2 separate regions of the Homo sapiens genome follow, and region 2 is linked to region 1. The links are chromatin loops, found by intact Hi-C in ENCODE. Cell type or tissue: B cell. All regions are shown on one strand.

What was found. Peaks named below come from ENCODE experiments on the same cell type or tissue, not always from the same donor. Only the 100,000 strongest peaks of a DNase experiment are listed, where the experiment ranks them.
Region 2: it touches region 1 in a loop (5-fold over the local background); 2 of 110 quality-filtered maps call a loop at or near these places.

Annotation. Positions count from the first base shown.
Region 1 is chr10:124,226,481-124,234,480 of GRCh38, forward strand. No RefSeq gene overlaps it. Among named protein-coding and RNA genes, the nearest start is that of CHST15, 140 kb to the left of the region's middle. In B cell, no CTCF peak of the experiment used is centred here; DNase peaks (open chromatin) are centred at 320, 877 and 4,831.
Region 2 is chr10:124,385,771-124,393,770 of GRCh38, forward strand. No RefSeq gene overlaps it. Among named protein-coding and RNA genes, the nearest start is that of OAT, 29 kb to the right of the region's middle. RefSeq lists a silencer at 3,447-3,736. In B cell, CTCF peaks have their summits at 3,650 (motif pointing left) and 3,849; DNase peaks (open chromatin) are centred at 1,941 and 3,661; H3K4me3 peaks cover 930 bases.

The DNA.
Region 1 (8,000 bases):
GTGGAATACAGTGTGGAATACTTTGTGGAATACCGTGTGGAATATTGTGTGAAATACCATGTGGAATATTCTTTGGAACACTGTCTGGAATACCATGTGGAATACCCAGTGGAATATTGTGTGAAATACTGTGCAGAATATCGTGTGGAATACCGTGTGGAATACTGAGTGGAATACCATGTGGAATACCGTATGGAATACCATGTGCAGTACCGTGTGGAATACTGTGTGGAATACCATGTGAAATATCGTGTGGAATACTGTGTGGAATAACATGTGGAATACTGTATGGAATACCGTGTGGAATACCATGTGGAATATTGGGTGGAATACCGTGTGGAATACCAGGTGGAATGCCGTGTGGAATACCATGTGGGATACCATATGAAATATCGTATGGAATACCCTGTGGAATATTGTGTGGAATACCACATGGAATATTGTGTGGAATACATTATGGAATATTGTGTGGAATACCATCTGGAATACCATGTCAAATACCGTGTGGAATATTGTGTGGAATATCATGTGGAATATTGAATGGAATACCGGGGGGAATACCATGTGGAATACCATATGGGATACTGTGTGGAATACCATGTGGAATATTGGGTGGAATACCATGTGGAATATTGTGTGGAATACCGTGTGGAATACTATGTGGAATACCATGTGGAATATCGTGTGGAATATCATGTGGAATATTGTGTGGAATACCTTGTGGAATAGTGAGTGGAATACCATGTGGAATACTGTGAATAATATATTATTGAATATTGTATGGAATATTGTGTGGAATACAGTGTGGAATACTGTGTGCAATATTGTGTGGAATTCTGCATGGAATATTGTGTGGAATACCGTGTGGAATATTGTGTGGGATACTGTGTGGAATAACGTGTGGAATATTGTGTGGAACACCATGTGGAATATCGTGTGGAATATTGTGTGGAATACCATTTGGAATACGGTGTGAAATATTGTGTGGAATACCTTGTGGAATACCATGTGGAATACCATATGGGATACTGTGTGGAATACTGTGTGGAATATTGGGTGGAATACCATGTGGAATACTGTGTGGAATATTTTGTGGAATACCATGTGGCAACCTAGTGAAATATTGTGTAAGATAACGTGTGGAATAACGTGTAAAATATTGTGTGGAATACCATGTGGGATACTGTGTGAAATACTGTGAGGAATATCGTATGGAATATTGTGTGGGATACATTGTACAATATTGTGTGGAATACCGCCTGGAAAACTGTGTGGAATATTGTGTGGAATACTGTGTGGAATATTGTGTAAAATACCATTTGGAATACCATGGAGTACTGTGTGGAATATTGTGTGGAATACCGTGTGGAATACTGCGTGGAATATTCTGTGGAATACCACGTGGAATGCCATGTGGAATATTCTGTGGAATACCATGTGGAATATTTTGTGGAATATTTTGTGTAATACCATGTGGAACACCATGTGGAATATTGTGTGGAATACCATGTGGAAACCTAGTGAAATATTGTGTAAGATAACATGTGGAATAACGTGTAAAATATTGTGTGGAATACTGTGTGGGATACTGTGTGAAATACCATGAGGAATATTGTATGGAATATTGTGTGGAATATTCTGTGGAATACCAGCTGGAATACTGTGTGGAATATTATGTGGAATACCATGTGGAATATTGTATGGAATATTATGTGGAATACTGGATGGAATACCATGTGGAATTCTGTCAGAATACAGTGTAGAATATTGTGTGGAATACCGTGTGGAATATTGTGTGGGATACTGTGTGAAATACCATATGGAATATTGTATGGAATATTGTGTGGAATACCATGTGGAACATTGTGTGGAATACTATATGGAATACTGTGTGGAATACCAGCTGGAATACTGTGTGGAATATTATGTGGAATACCATGTGAAATATTGTGTGGAATATTGTGTAGAATACCATTTGGAATATTGTGTGGAATACCATGAGGAATACCATGTGGAATACTGTGTAAAGTATTGTGTGGAATACCATGTAGAATACTGTGTGGAATATTCTGTGGAATACCGTGTGGGATATAGTGTGAAATTCCGTGTGGAATACCATGTGAAATATTGTGTGGAATATTGTGTGGCACACAGTGTGGAATATTGTGTGGAATACCATATGCAATACCATATGAAATATTGTGTGGCATACAGCATGGAATATTGTGTGGAATACCATGTGGGATATAGTGTGAAATTCCATGTGGAATACCATGTGAAATATTGTGTGGAATATTGTGTGGCATACAGCATGAAATATTGTGTGGAATACCATATGGAATACCATAGGAAATATTGTGTGGAATATTGTGTGGCATACAGCTTGGAATATTGTGTGGAATACCGTGTGAAATACCATGTAAAATGTTGTGTGGAATATTGTGTGGAATACTGTGTGGAATATTGTGTGGAGTACTGTGTGGAATACCATGGGGAATACCGTGTGGTATTATTATCTGGAATGTGGTAATATTATGTGGAATAATCCACACGGTATTCCACATGGTATTCCAAACAATATTCCACATGGTATTTCACAATATCCCCCATAATATTCCACACAGTATTCCACACGGTATTCACCACAATATTCCAAACAGTATTCTACAAAATATTCCACATGGTATTCCACACGGTATTCCACAAGGTATTTCACACAATATTCCACACGGTATTCCACACAAAATTCCACACAGTATTCCTCATGGTATTGCACACGGAATTCCACATGGTATTCCACACAATATTCCACACGATATTCCACAAGGTATTTCACATGGTATCCCACACGTTATTCCACACAATATTCCACACGGTATTCCACACAGTATTTCACATGGTTTCCCACATGGTATTCTATGCTGTATTCCACATGGAATTCCACACAGTATTCCACACGGTATTCCACACGATATTCCACACGGTGTTCCACGCGGTATTCCACACAATATTCCACACGATATTGCATACAATATTCTACACGGTATTCCACACGATTTTCAACATGGTATTCCACATGTTATTTCACACAATATTTCACATGGTATTCCACACAGTATTCCATGTGGTATTCCACACAGTATTTCACATGGAATTGAACACAATACTCCACATAATATTCCACATGGTATTTCACACAATATTCCACATGGTATTCCACACAATATTCCACACAGTATTCCACAGTGTATTCCACACAGAATTCCACGTGGTATTCCTCATGGTATTCCACACAATATTCCACTTGGCATTCCACATGGTATTCCACACAATATTCCACACGTTATTCCACACAGTATTTCACACAGTTTCCCACACAGTATTCTACGCTGTATTCCACACGGAATTCCACACAGTATTCCACACGATATTCCACATGGTGTTCCACACGGTATTCCACAGAATATTCCACATGGTATTCCACACAATATTTCACATGGTATTCCACATGGTATTTCACAGAACATTCCACACGGTATTCCACAGAATATTCCATATGGTATTCCACACAATATTTCACACGGTATTCCACATGGTATTTCACAGAACATTCCACATGGTATTCCACAAAATATTCCACATGGTATTCCACACGGTATTCCACACGGTATTGCGCATGGTATTTCACACAGTATTGCACACAATATTCCACACAGTATTCCACGCAATATTCCACATGGTATTCCACACGGTATTTCACACAACATTCCACATGGTATTCCACATGGTATTCAAAACAATATTCCACACAATATTCCAAACGGTATTCCACATGGTATTCCACAAGTTATTTCACACAATATTCTAAGTGGTATTCCACACAACATTCCACACGGTATTCCACATGATATTCCACATGGAATTCCAGAGGGAAATCCACACCGTGTTCCATATGGTATTCCACACAATAATCCACATGATATTCAACACGGTATTCCACATGGTATTCCACACAACATTTCACATGGTATTCCACACGGTATTCCGCACAATATTCCACAGGATATTCAACACGGTATTTCACGTGGTATTCCACACAATATTTCACATGGTATTCCAGACAATATTTCACATGGTATTCCACATGGTATTCCATGTGGTATTCCGCACAGTATTTCACAAGGAATTCCACACAATATTCCACATGGTATTCCACACAATATTCCACATGCTATTCCACACAATATTCCACACAGTATTCCACAGTGTATTCCACACAATATTCCACATGGAGTTCCACATGGAATTCCACATGGTATTCCTCATGGTATTCTACACAATATTCCACATGGCATTCCACACAATATTCCACACAGTATTTCACACGGTTTCCCACACGGTATTCTATGCTGTATTCCACATGGAATTCCATACAGTATTCCACACGGTATTCTACACAATATTCCACATGGTGTTCCACACGGTATTCCACATGGTATTCCACACAGTATTCCACATGGCATTCCACACAATATTCCACACGTTATTCCACATGGTATTCCACACGGTATTCCACGTGGTATTCCACACAATATTCCACATGGTATTGCACCCAGCATTCCACACAGTATTTAACACAATATTTTACACGGTATTCCGCACCATATTCCACACGGTATTTTGCACAATATTCCACATGGTATTTGACGAGGTATGCCCACTGACTCTGCACAGGTCTTGAATATGGTAGTGGCCTGGATTATCCTGCAGTGATCATTCACTCCCGTTCCTCCACCCCCGCTCAGGCCCATGCACTTTCCTGCCCCATTTATATTGGGCTTGGCCATGTGACTTACTCTGGTCGGTGAGGTTTTGGCAGAAGTGATAGGGTGCCAGTTCTGAGCTTAGGCCTTAACTGGCAAGGCCTGATTTCACTCACACCTTGGGAAGCTCTGACCCCCCCACCTTGAGGGAAGCATGCCCAGTTGGCCACTGACCCTTCATCCCAGACCCAGAACAAGCCCAGCATGCTGCCGAAACAGTTGTCCAGCCCAGCACTGTGGTTGGCCTGCAGACCCTCCATCTGGAGGATGAAGACTTGCAGCTGGAGGCCACTCAGGTGGGGGATGTCTGGGTTTGCAGCATATTGAAGAGATAGGTGGGTGCCCTGGGTTATGTGTCCACCCTCAGCTAATATCTCCATTTCACCTCCAGCACTGCTCAGCTCACAGCACCTGCCTGGCATCTCTCCACGGTGTGACCTTATCCACTGTCCCAACCCTACCCCAGCTCCTCCCTGGATCCTAGACCCAGTGCTCTGCCCCTTTCTGCTCCTCCAGCTCTGACCCTACACATTCCAGCCTCATCCCCACTCAATTCTTCACACCAGGTACAATGCAGACCTGGTTACAGACCAAAGACCCTCAGCAGAGAGGAGGGCAGGAACCCCCAGTGGGCAGGCGCCACACTTTGCATGCTCTTTCCTGAATCTTGGGAGTGGGAGGGTCAGGATTTGAACCTAGGGCCTTCTGACCACAGAATCAGAGCTTGTTTCACTAGGCGTTGTGGCAGCTGAAGTTCACATTCCTCTGAACAAGTAGACTTTCACAGCAATACAGAACCCTTGTGTTGGAAGGGAAGTAGACAGTTCCCTAGTCCAATAAATAGTAGGTGGATCATATGAAATAGCCATTTTTGTAGATTAAACCAAATATTGGCAATTGCATGGGCTTACCAGATTCACTGCTGGTCAGACAATCAAACCCAATCCTACCTTAACTGGCCAACATTCAGTTTGTATTTTCACTGTGTGTTTCACGAAGATTTCAAGAACTCTCAGATGCCCTGCCAAATGCTAAAATTACCTACGCACAGGACATATTCCTAGGATGCCTGTAGTAACCCTACCATCAGAAGAAAAATGGTATCACTTTGAACTACAGTCAGTTCACTTTCAGGAGCATGGATTAGATGCCAACCCTCTGCTCAGCCCTGTAAATAAACAAACAAACAAAGTAATAACAAACACACAACGTCTTCATGATCTCAGCTTTCTTCACTAATTGTTTCATAATGTGTCCCAGAATTCAGGCCGAGTTTGAATTCCATCAAAGATACTACAATCCATTGTCTCAGATTTCGAAGCTGTTCTTTTTTCCCTTCTTAAGTATCAAGAGAGTCGTCAGTAACCACTCTCTTCTGTTGGGTTTTTAAAGACCATCCCCACCCAAATTCCTTCCTGCTGGCCCACCCTCAGGTCTGTGGATTTTCACACTGGCTGGAGGCCCTAAAGACCCTCCACTCCACCCTAGTATTGCCCAGCGCCATCCCCTTTTCACCCTGAGATGTCTTTATTAAGGAAGGAAGAGACGGGATGCCCACCACCATTGATGGATCGCGTGTTGTGTGCCCAGCACCGACTTGGCCCTGGCCGTGTAGTTATTTCCAAGGATTGTCACACCACCCTGGGAGGGACAGAGGTGCTGTTGGTCTGGGTCTGTTGGACCCCAAGCCTATCCCCATCTTTACACAGAACTCAATGTCTACCCAGAACTTGACAGTTACACAGACCTCGATGGCTCTTCTCCAAATGCACTTTGGTCTCTTGAGTCTAACAAGAAGCTTCCCCTCCCTGCTAAACCAGCTTCCTGCCCCGAGCTAGAAATAGGTGGGAGCAGAATAGCTGAGTTGCCAGGAGCAGCCTGTTCCTAAGGGGCCATGGTTGGAAAAGTCACACGACCAGAGCTTCTCTCCTGCTCCGACTTCCTCCAGGTCCTTCCTGCCTTCCTTCCCACGCCAGGAACACAGCATCCACAATTAAACTGCCAGAAATAGACCGGCTTGGACCAGGGTGACAAGACGTGCTTCAAGCCTTCTGAACCCCTGCACAGCCTGGCTCACCCACAGGGAACTAAGACGACTAATTATGGTCAGCTCAGACAAAAGGCAGAGGATGAGATGAGCCAGGCGCTTGGCCAGAAATGAGTTTCTGTCCCCGATATCTCTCCCATCCCTGCTTCCCCTCCAGACATGCTGGCACTCTGTGTCTTTGCACCAGGTCCACCTCAGCGCCCCAGGCTTCCCGTGGCTTCAGCAGTACTGAGAGTCAGAGTCTGGCTGCCCAATACCTGAGCCGTTCTGTGCTCCCTTGAAGCCCCTGTTTACAGCATCCCACCACGGGACCTGCCGATCCTGGTAGCACACACCACGACGCTCCCTCCGGAGGGACCGGCCCAGGTCAGACAGTTGGAAAGAGACTCCAGCGATGAGGCTGGAGAGGTGAACAGGGGCTGGCCACTGAGACCCTGTCACACCAGCCAAAGCTGATGGCCCAAACCACGCAACGTGTGCTTCTGAAAGACTTCCCTGGCTGCAGAGGGGAGGGGTTTGGGGTGGAAGGTGAGAGGCAGGGGCCAAGCCGGAGGCTGCATGGGGTGTGGCAGGGCCATGCTGGGCTCCCACGGCCACTCTGGACAGCCTAGGTGTCAGTCACAGGAGAGGCCCCCCGCTCCAGGCACGCTCCCCCAGCCCTCTGTCCACCAGGCCTTTCCGCAGCCCTGGGTGGGTGGCAGCCACAAGGCAGGTGGCCCTGCCTACTGCAGCGCTCCTGAGGCAGGCCCACTGCCAGGCCCATTTGCGGGGGGCCCAGCACCCCCAAAGCCAAGCACTTAGCTCTGGGGGACCTGGAGCTATGGAAGCACAGTGACAGAGTGGGTGGGGGCAAGAGGAGAGGGATAGGAAAGAGTAGTGTACAGGGAGACCCATACCCTATAAATGACAGAGGCAGCACACGGGCAGGTGTTGGGACTTCTTGCAGTTTCTCCACGGTGTATCTTGTTACCCGGCCGTGGGTGACCTGTGCAGTCACACGGGACCTCACTCAGAAGGGCTGTGTTCTTGGTTTCATACTCCCCTGTTGTCATCTTGCAATTCTTAATAATTTTATATTCAAACTTGCATTTTGTAAGTGAAGTCCAGATGGGTCAAGCACATGTGGGAGC
Region 2 (8,000 bases), 160 kb after region 1:
GCTGGTATATCGGAGGCCCCTCATGCAATGATGGGTTTTGTGGCTCAGCCAGGAGGCCTGGGCTGGGGCTGACGCATCGCCATTGTTTAAGGAGCTCCCCGCCTGACTCTGGAGCAGGTGGTCTGTGGGTCAGGTGTGGACCGAAAGGTTCCAGCAGCTCAGAACCAGCAGGTTCTTCCCCAAATAGGGTCACCAGCTCCCCACTACATGCCACCCCTTCCTGCAGCCCACACACCAGTAGGGTCCTCCCTGCCTAATTAGCAGGCAAATCCCTTTCTGCAAGAACTGAATGGGTCCCTTCTGCTGCGAGGGCTTCCCTCACACTGTCCCTTTGTAGCCGCCCAGCGTCTCAGCCAGGCCAAACTAGGTCCTCAGGTGTTTACTCTCCCTGCAATTTTGACTTTGCCCCTCTGGCTCCCACCTTCAAAGCTTCAAGCAGGGCTGTGGCGGGGGACTCCAATGGGGCTGAGTTTTCTGCTGGAAAAGTGGCTGGCCATGGGCAGGGCCTGGTCTGGCCACCCCAGACAGGGCTGTTTGCAGGGGGCGTGGTGACCCAGACAAACATGCTCTGGAGGTGAGACCACAAACAGCCCGGGCCCAGGGAGGCACTGAGTCCTCGCAAATGGGGTCAGGCGCAGCTGCTGCAGGCCCGACACCGCCCCTCTGCTCACCTGAAGGTAGAGAAGCCTAAAGAAGCTGGGAGGGGCTGCTCTCTCTGGAATGTACCACGGAGGCAGACATTCCTCCAAACAGAAAGGCAAGGCCCCTCCCACCCCAGGAGAGCACACCCGCTCTTCTACAGGGCAGGCTGACAGACCCTCTCCAGAGAGGGCCCTCTCCACCCACCCGGGCAGGAGGGTGGAGTCACAACTCGCTAACCCTAACCCCAGGCAACAGGAACAGGTGAGGGGGATGGGGTAGCAGGGGGCAGACGCTGCCCTCCCCTTACCCCAGGCCTCCAGACATTCTGGACCAGCCCAATCCCCTGGTCACACTTAGCAAACCAGCCAGGCCCACTCGAGGTTGGACAACATGGGGATGAAGTTTCCCTTCACTCCACAACACAGTCCGGGCTGTCCGGGACCAGGTCCAGGTGGATCCAGCCTCAGCACCCCACCTTAAGACTCTGTTAAGAGCTGTCTGAACTCCCTGCACCTGGGTCCTATGAACTCCGGCTTTTCAAGGCTGGCATGGGGATCGTAAGATCTAATGCAAGAACCGGCCCGCCATAAAGGACGGGTGATCATCACCTTCATTCACTCATCAGGCTGAGACTGGGGGAGAGACAGGCACCGGGCAAGTGAGCCCAGGATTAGAAACCAGGCCCCAGTCAAGTGAAGCCAGGATGAGGACATACCCCCTGGGGTGTCCCAGGGTGTCCTCACTTCCCTGAGCCCTCTTAAGTGGAACACCGATTCAGCATCCCCACGCAAACCACTAAAATCCTTCTTTCTCAACAGAGTCTTGTGGGATTGGTGGGCCTGGGGAGGGTACCTTCCTGCTGTCCCATGGCCCTGGCACTTCCTTGCCCTGTGCTGGGGGCTGGGAGGGTGCCTGACCAGACCCTAAGAGGGTTGTTCCCAGCGGGATTCCTGGTACCACCCAAACTCGATGAAGCCACCTGTCAGAGCAGGGCCGGGGCCCCTGTGTGTTTATCAAGCCTCAGGTGATCCCAGAGGGCTCAAGAGTTTGAGGTCGGGGGCAGAGGGAGCTACAGGCAGGACCCAGCAGCCAATATCAACCTCCCCACAGCCCGCTGCTCCCATTTCTACATGAGGACACTGAGACTCCAGAGGTTGTGTGACTGACTGGTCCTAGGTCTCAGAGCTGGTAATTTGCCTCCTGGGATGCAGACACAAGCTTCCACCTGCGGGTGTCACCCCTCCTCAGGCCCCACCTCCCCTCCCATCCACGAAGTCCAAGGTAAGTCCAGGACTGGGCCCTGGGCACCAGCCTTGCCCTTGGCACTGATGGGGTTCAGGACATGGTACCCCAAAATACAGCACCTTGGCATTTGAGGAAACAGCAGAAACAGAAAGGTCGTTTTCACCTCCCACCCTCCCTTCTCCCCTGAAGCAGGACATAAAACCCTCATTCAGGTGTTAGTCTCCCTATACCCAGAAGAAACATCCTCACCTCTGAAGACACAGGGATAGAGGAGACTGTGAACACGCAGGCCTGGCTAAGTCCCTCCATCTATTACCGTTACATCAGACGTTTTTATCCAATCAAACTTTTCTAGGACTATCCACTTTTTTTATCAAACCAAGCATAAAAAACACAGGTTTGGCTGGGTGTGGTGGCTCACGCCTGTAATCCCAGCACTTTGGGAGGCCGAGGTGGGCGGATCACCTGAGGTCAGGAGTTCGAGACCAGCCTGACCAATATGATGAAACCCCATCTCTACTAAAAATACAAAAATTGGCCGGGCCTGGTGGCATGCGCCTGTAATCCCAGCTACCTGGGAGGCTGAGACAGGAGAAACGCTTGAACCCAGGAGGTGGAGGCTGCAGTGAGCCAAGATCCTGCCATTGCACTCCAGCCTGGGCAACAAGAGTGAAACTCTGTCTCAAAAACACACACACACACACACACACACAGGTTTACACATTTCTTTGGGTCTTCATTTCCTTATGAAGGCTCCTGCATCCGGTAAAAATTATATTAAATAAATGTGTATGTTATTCTCTTGTTATATGAGTCCCAGGCAGGAACCTAGGACGGTGAGGAAAAGCTCTTTCTCCTCCTATGGCATCCACACACCCAGGGCCTGCCACTCCTGCCCAGCCCAGGACCGTCACTATCTCAGTGACCAGTGGACAGGGCTCAGCAGGGCCACACGGATCAAGGTGGGCCCCAGCCAGGCAGAGACCAGGCCCCGCATCCTCCCACCCCCTGCACAACTTCGGTCCCCCAATCACCAGGGCAGGTATGAGTAAGGCCATTGCACAGTGGCAAAAACTGAGGCCCGCAAGGGCCCAAGGACCACCACTCAGATCCCTCCGGGCACAGCCCAGCCAGGAGCTCCGGGCAGAGTCCCGGGAGGCCCTGCCCACAGGGTCAGAGCGCCCCTGCCCCCGGCCCAACGGATGCGCCTGTCCAGGATCACCACCTGTCAAGCTCGCTGCAGCGCGGGAGGTGGGGTGGACCCTTCCCTGCCCCGGAGCCCACACCTCTGCACGGTGAACCGAGGCGCTCCGACGGGTGCGCGGACAGCACCTGGCACTGAGGAGGTGAACGTGACTCCCACACACGCGGGACTGAACCAGCGCCCCAGAGTCCCCAGAACACGCATGGGCCCGCGGGGCCGCAGCCCACGCCCGGGACAGCCGCCCGCAGTCTACGCAGGGAGGGGCCGCGGGGCTCTGGTTTCTGCAAGTTCTGAATTGTCTCCAAGGAGCATATTCCAACGTCAGAATAATAAACTTTTACAGAACTGTATTGCTCTGCAGCGCGCGGGGGGACTCGGCCCAGCGAAGAGCGAGCGCCCTACAGGCCTCGGCGGAGGAGGGCACGGTCCCCAGCGCGGCTCCTGGCCCCGCCCACGGCCCCGCCCCAGCTCCCGAGCCCCGGCCTCGCGCACGCGCATCTCGCGGGCTCGCAGGACGGCCGGGAAGCAACGCTTTGCGGGCAGCGCCCCCTGCCGTCCCAACGCGCGTGGGGCCCTATGGCTGCGAGCAGTTCCGGCCAAAAGCCCCAGGACCCGGACTTGGGGTTATTGACTTGCGCGTGGGCGCTGAGTCTTGGAGGGGAGGGGACAACTCGCCACACCCCCGTCCTCTCCCTGGAGCTCGAAGCCCCTTTCTGCTGAAATGGGGCCTCCTTTTCTCGGGAAACTGACTTTGGGGGAAACTAAGTCTCAAGGGGATCTTAAAACCCAAGACGGGGGAATGGGAACCTCACAGGACGTGGGGGCGCTTTTCTGGCCATCTCTATATAAAACCTGCCGGGGGCCTCAGACCCTGGCTCCTCTGTCAGTTCCCAAGACCCGTCGCGCGCCCACCTGAGCCCGGTGCCCACTGGATGGGGGCTCAGGCTCACCTGGTCAGTCCTCACCCCCACCTCCAGAGACCAGGCAGTCATGCCCTTCTAATATGGCGGAGGTCCCAAAAGATTATACCATATTTTTACTGTGCCTTTTCTGTGTTTAGCTATGCAAATACTTAGCATTGTGTCGTAGCAGGCTGTGCCATCTAGGTTGTGTAAGTACACGCCATGATGTTCACATAACGAGAAAATCGCCAAAGGACGCATTTCTCAGAACATACACCTGTTGTGAAACCACCCGTGACTGTTCTGTCCTAATTCAACCCCCTCATTCGATAAAGGACAGAGAGGCATTGAGTTGCCAGAGGTCATCCTGGTTGTCAGAGGCAAAAGCAAAACCGAAGCTCTGAGCCTCGCAGCAACCACCCACGCCACCGCCTCCCGTCATCATCAGGAGGCCTCCCCAGGTTTCTGTCCCAGGGAGCGCAGCCGGTGGACAAGTCCCTTCCGCTCTCTGAGCCTCCAGTAACATGAAAACACTGGCAGGAGACCCTCCATGATTCCAGGATTCCTAGAACACTGGCAGGACACCCTCACCCGGTGATCACTCCCAGGTCACCCCACTGAAAGCCGGCAGCTTTCTGTATGGTCTGCATCCATGTTTTTCTATTTCTCCCAGGAGTAATTACTCCATTTGTTCACAGGTACACGGCTTGGCACTCAGGGGCCATAAATTAAAGAGATGTTGTGATAAAAAGGAAGGCAGGAGAGAGTAGGGGCTGGTGGATCCCACTTGCCCTTCACTGCCGGTCTCAGAGACTGGCCTAGGAGAAAGCCACCAAGATCAAAGGCCCCCAGACCCTGCATCCCCATGGATGTGCAAGCCTGAGCTGTCGGTGGTCCTCCCGAACCCTGCCTTGAGCCATGCTTGGCTATTCCACACAAGGCTTATTTGCAGCAATCATCTGCTGGGCTCTTAAGTATTGTGATGCAAATTATAAAAGCCATTTTAGTTCAGATATCTCATTAACAATTTGAAGGGCTAGGCTGATGTATAGAGAAAAAATCTCATTTGCAAGTTAATCAAAATAAAGGCTGGGGAGCTAATAAACCTCCTCTGAGCCATTATACATGCATGGAACACTGGAGTGAGCCCTGAAATATATTTTAAAGTTTTTTTTCCTAAATGGACTAAGCTGCTTTTAGATATATATTATTCATTTTGATGCCTCCTGCTGGTATTTTAAGAATCCATCCCCCAAGTTCAAAACAAATTGAAATGCTTTTACAGGCCACAGGGGCCTCTTGGCCAAGCTCTTGAGACAAAGGGAGGAGCTGTTCTCAAAGCCCCCAGTCCCTGAGGCACCAGGACCACCTACTGGCTCCCTCAGAAGGTTTGTCCAGCCCATCCAAGGCTCTTGGGCATCACCACTATTTCAATGACCTAAAGCAAGCTTGTGTTTCTGAGCCTTGGTCTCCTCATCTGTAAATGGAAGTAATAATACCTGGAGTGAGACTTAAGGCATTTGAAATAGTGCCTGGCACAGACTGCTGAATAAATGCTATTTATTTGAACCACTGTCTATCCTCCGGGACCAGCCAAGTGGTACTCAATAAACATTTTTGAAATAAATGTACCTATTAAAAAGCCCGCTGATGCCAGGAATCGTGTGCCTTATTCACCAGTAGACGTCAGTGCCCCAGCATGGTTGGGTGAATGACACCCTGCCTCACACTCAATACCCACTTTGCAAGGACTGCACATTAGAATCCCCAGGAGCATTTAATATCCAGGTGCAAGGCCCCATCCAGGAGATGCTGATGTAATTGATTTGAGGTGAGGTCTGGCCATCAATATTATTTTTTTTTTTGAGACAGTGTTTCACTCTTATTGCCCAGCCCAGAGCGCAATGGCACAATCTCGGCTCACTGCAACCTCCGCCTCTTGAGTTCAGGTGATTCTCCTGCCTCAGCCTCCTGAGTAGCTGGGATTACAGGCGTGCACCACCACGCCCAGCTAATTTTTGCATTTTTAGTAGAAACTGGGTTTCACCATGGTGGTCAGGCTGGTCTTGAACTCCTGACCTCAGGTAATCTACCCACCCCGGCCTCCCAAAGTGCTTGGATTACAGCCATGAGCCACCACACCTGGCCGATACTAATTTTTTAAGCAAGCCAGGTGACTCTGAAGTGCAGCTGGCATTGAGCAGCACAGATCTAAACCTATAAATGTCCCCTATATGCCTCCCCCGACCTCTGTGGTGCTTCCCCATCACATACAGATGTGCTGCAGAGAGCATGCTGGGAACTTCACAGTCCTAGTGCTTGAAACGCATTGTCACTTTCACCTCTGTTATTCTGGGTACATCAGATGTCCTATCCCAACCTCAGTTTTCTTATATGTGCAGTAATTAATTTAGATGAGGTATTCTGGAAGGTCAGAATCCAAAGAACAAGTTATCATTAGGGGGTGTGGAGAGTGAAGGTGGTGACTATTTAAAGTGCAAAAATGTACCAAGATTATCATCTTTCTTTTGCACATATCTAAATGTGCATCTGGGCACCACATACTCTGTGAGTTCTCCTCTACTTTGAACCACTCCTCCCCGAAGAAGAAAAATAACTTTTTACCTGAAGAATGTGAGCCCCTTTAAATTATCAGGCCCAGAAAAGTATCTAAAATATAATGGCAGTCAGGTCTCACTCCCCCTTGAGCTAAATAATTACCTCTCGAAGCCCCTTGCCATGCAGCTCTAGACTAACTGAAGCCAAATGGCCACAAAAACGCCATACATCCTGTACTTCAACAATGAATAGCCAATCAGTAACTAATGCCAATTCTCTAGACCAATGAAAATTCCTAATAAATAAGTTTTATAATCACCCCTTCTCCTGATTTTTTTTTCTTTATAAATATTCTCCAGAGCACTCCCCAAGGCAAACTGATGATGTATCCTGGGCTGCAGTTCTCAAGCTTGGCCCAAATGAGAAGATTTTTCTCGGCCCCTTTGCCAGGCACGCAGCAGGAGGCACCCCATCTACTGGGCCTGCCAGGCCGCATCTGGCTTGCACTCCGGCGCAGATCCCACAGCAGCTGCTGCTGCATGCTCAGGCCCTGGTGGGAGGGGGTATGTGAGTGAGCAAGTGTGGGGTCCAGCCAGCCATTCCAAATGCTGGCACAGGGGTGGGCTCCATGCGGGGTTTGCAGCTGGACCAGGTGTGTCACTCCAAGGGGAATGCAGTGGTGCCCAGGCAGGGGTGCCCATGACCCTAAAGCCCCAAAAGAGTGTTACAATGTGCTCATTAGCTCTTTTAGTCCCACCATCCATAGCCCAACAGACGGTGGCATGTTAACAGCTCAGTCAGCCCCTTGCCCCATTCCAGCCCGCAGCTCCGGGGCCAGCTCCGCCCCATCACTACTTTCCATCACATGAGGCATCTGCCCTCTGCCAGTGAAGGGCAGAGGGCCACAGTGTTACAGCCTTGTGAGTACCCATGTTCAGTGAGTCTGGAGTTCTTGTCCGTCAAAGAAGAATGAGGTCACACTGGCAACTGAGGGGTGGTGAGGGCAGAGAAGTTTATTAAGCGACAAAACAGCTCTCAGCAGAGAGGAGACGGGAAGGTGGTCTCCTCCAGTGTGGCTGAGTCTGGGGTTTTTATAGGCACAGGATGGGGGAGGGGCAGGCCATAGGTAGTATCAGAAAAGGCAACATTCAACTGGTCAAAAAGCGTTATTCAGAAAGAACCAATCGGGAAAGAGTGGGCAAATAGGAACAGAAGTTCTCACTCTGGGTCACAGGTTTCATCCAGAACCAACAGTTCAGTCTTTCAGACTTCAGGCTGTTTTTGGCTTGAAGGTGGTGTTTCACTGGGGACCGCCCCTATCAGCCTAGGCATTTTGTCTGCCTCCTGCTATCATGAATAACTTTATGATTATTAATTTTGCCTCAGCTTCTTCCTTTAACTTGACATCCCCTTTGTGATACAGCCAGGCTATCAGCTCTACGCCATCT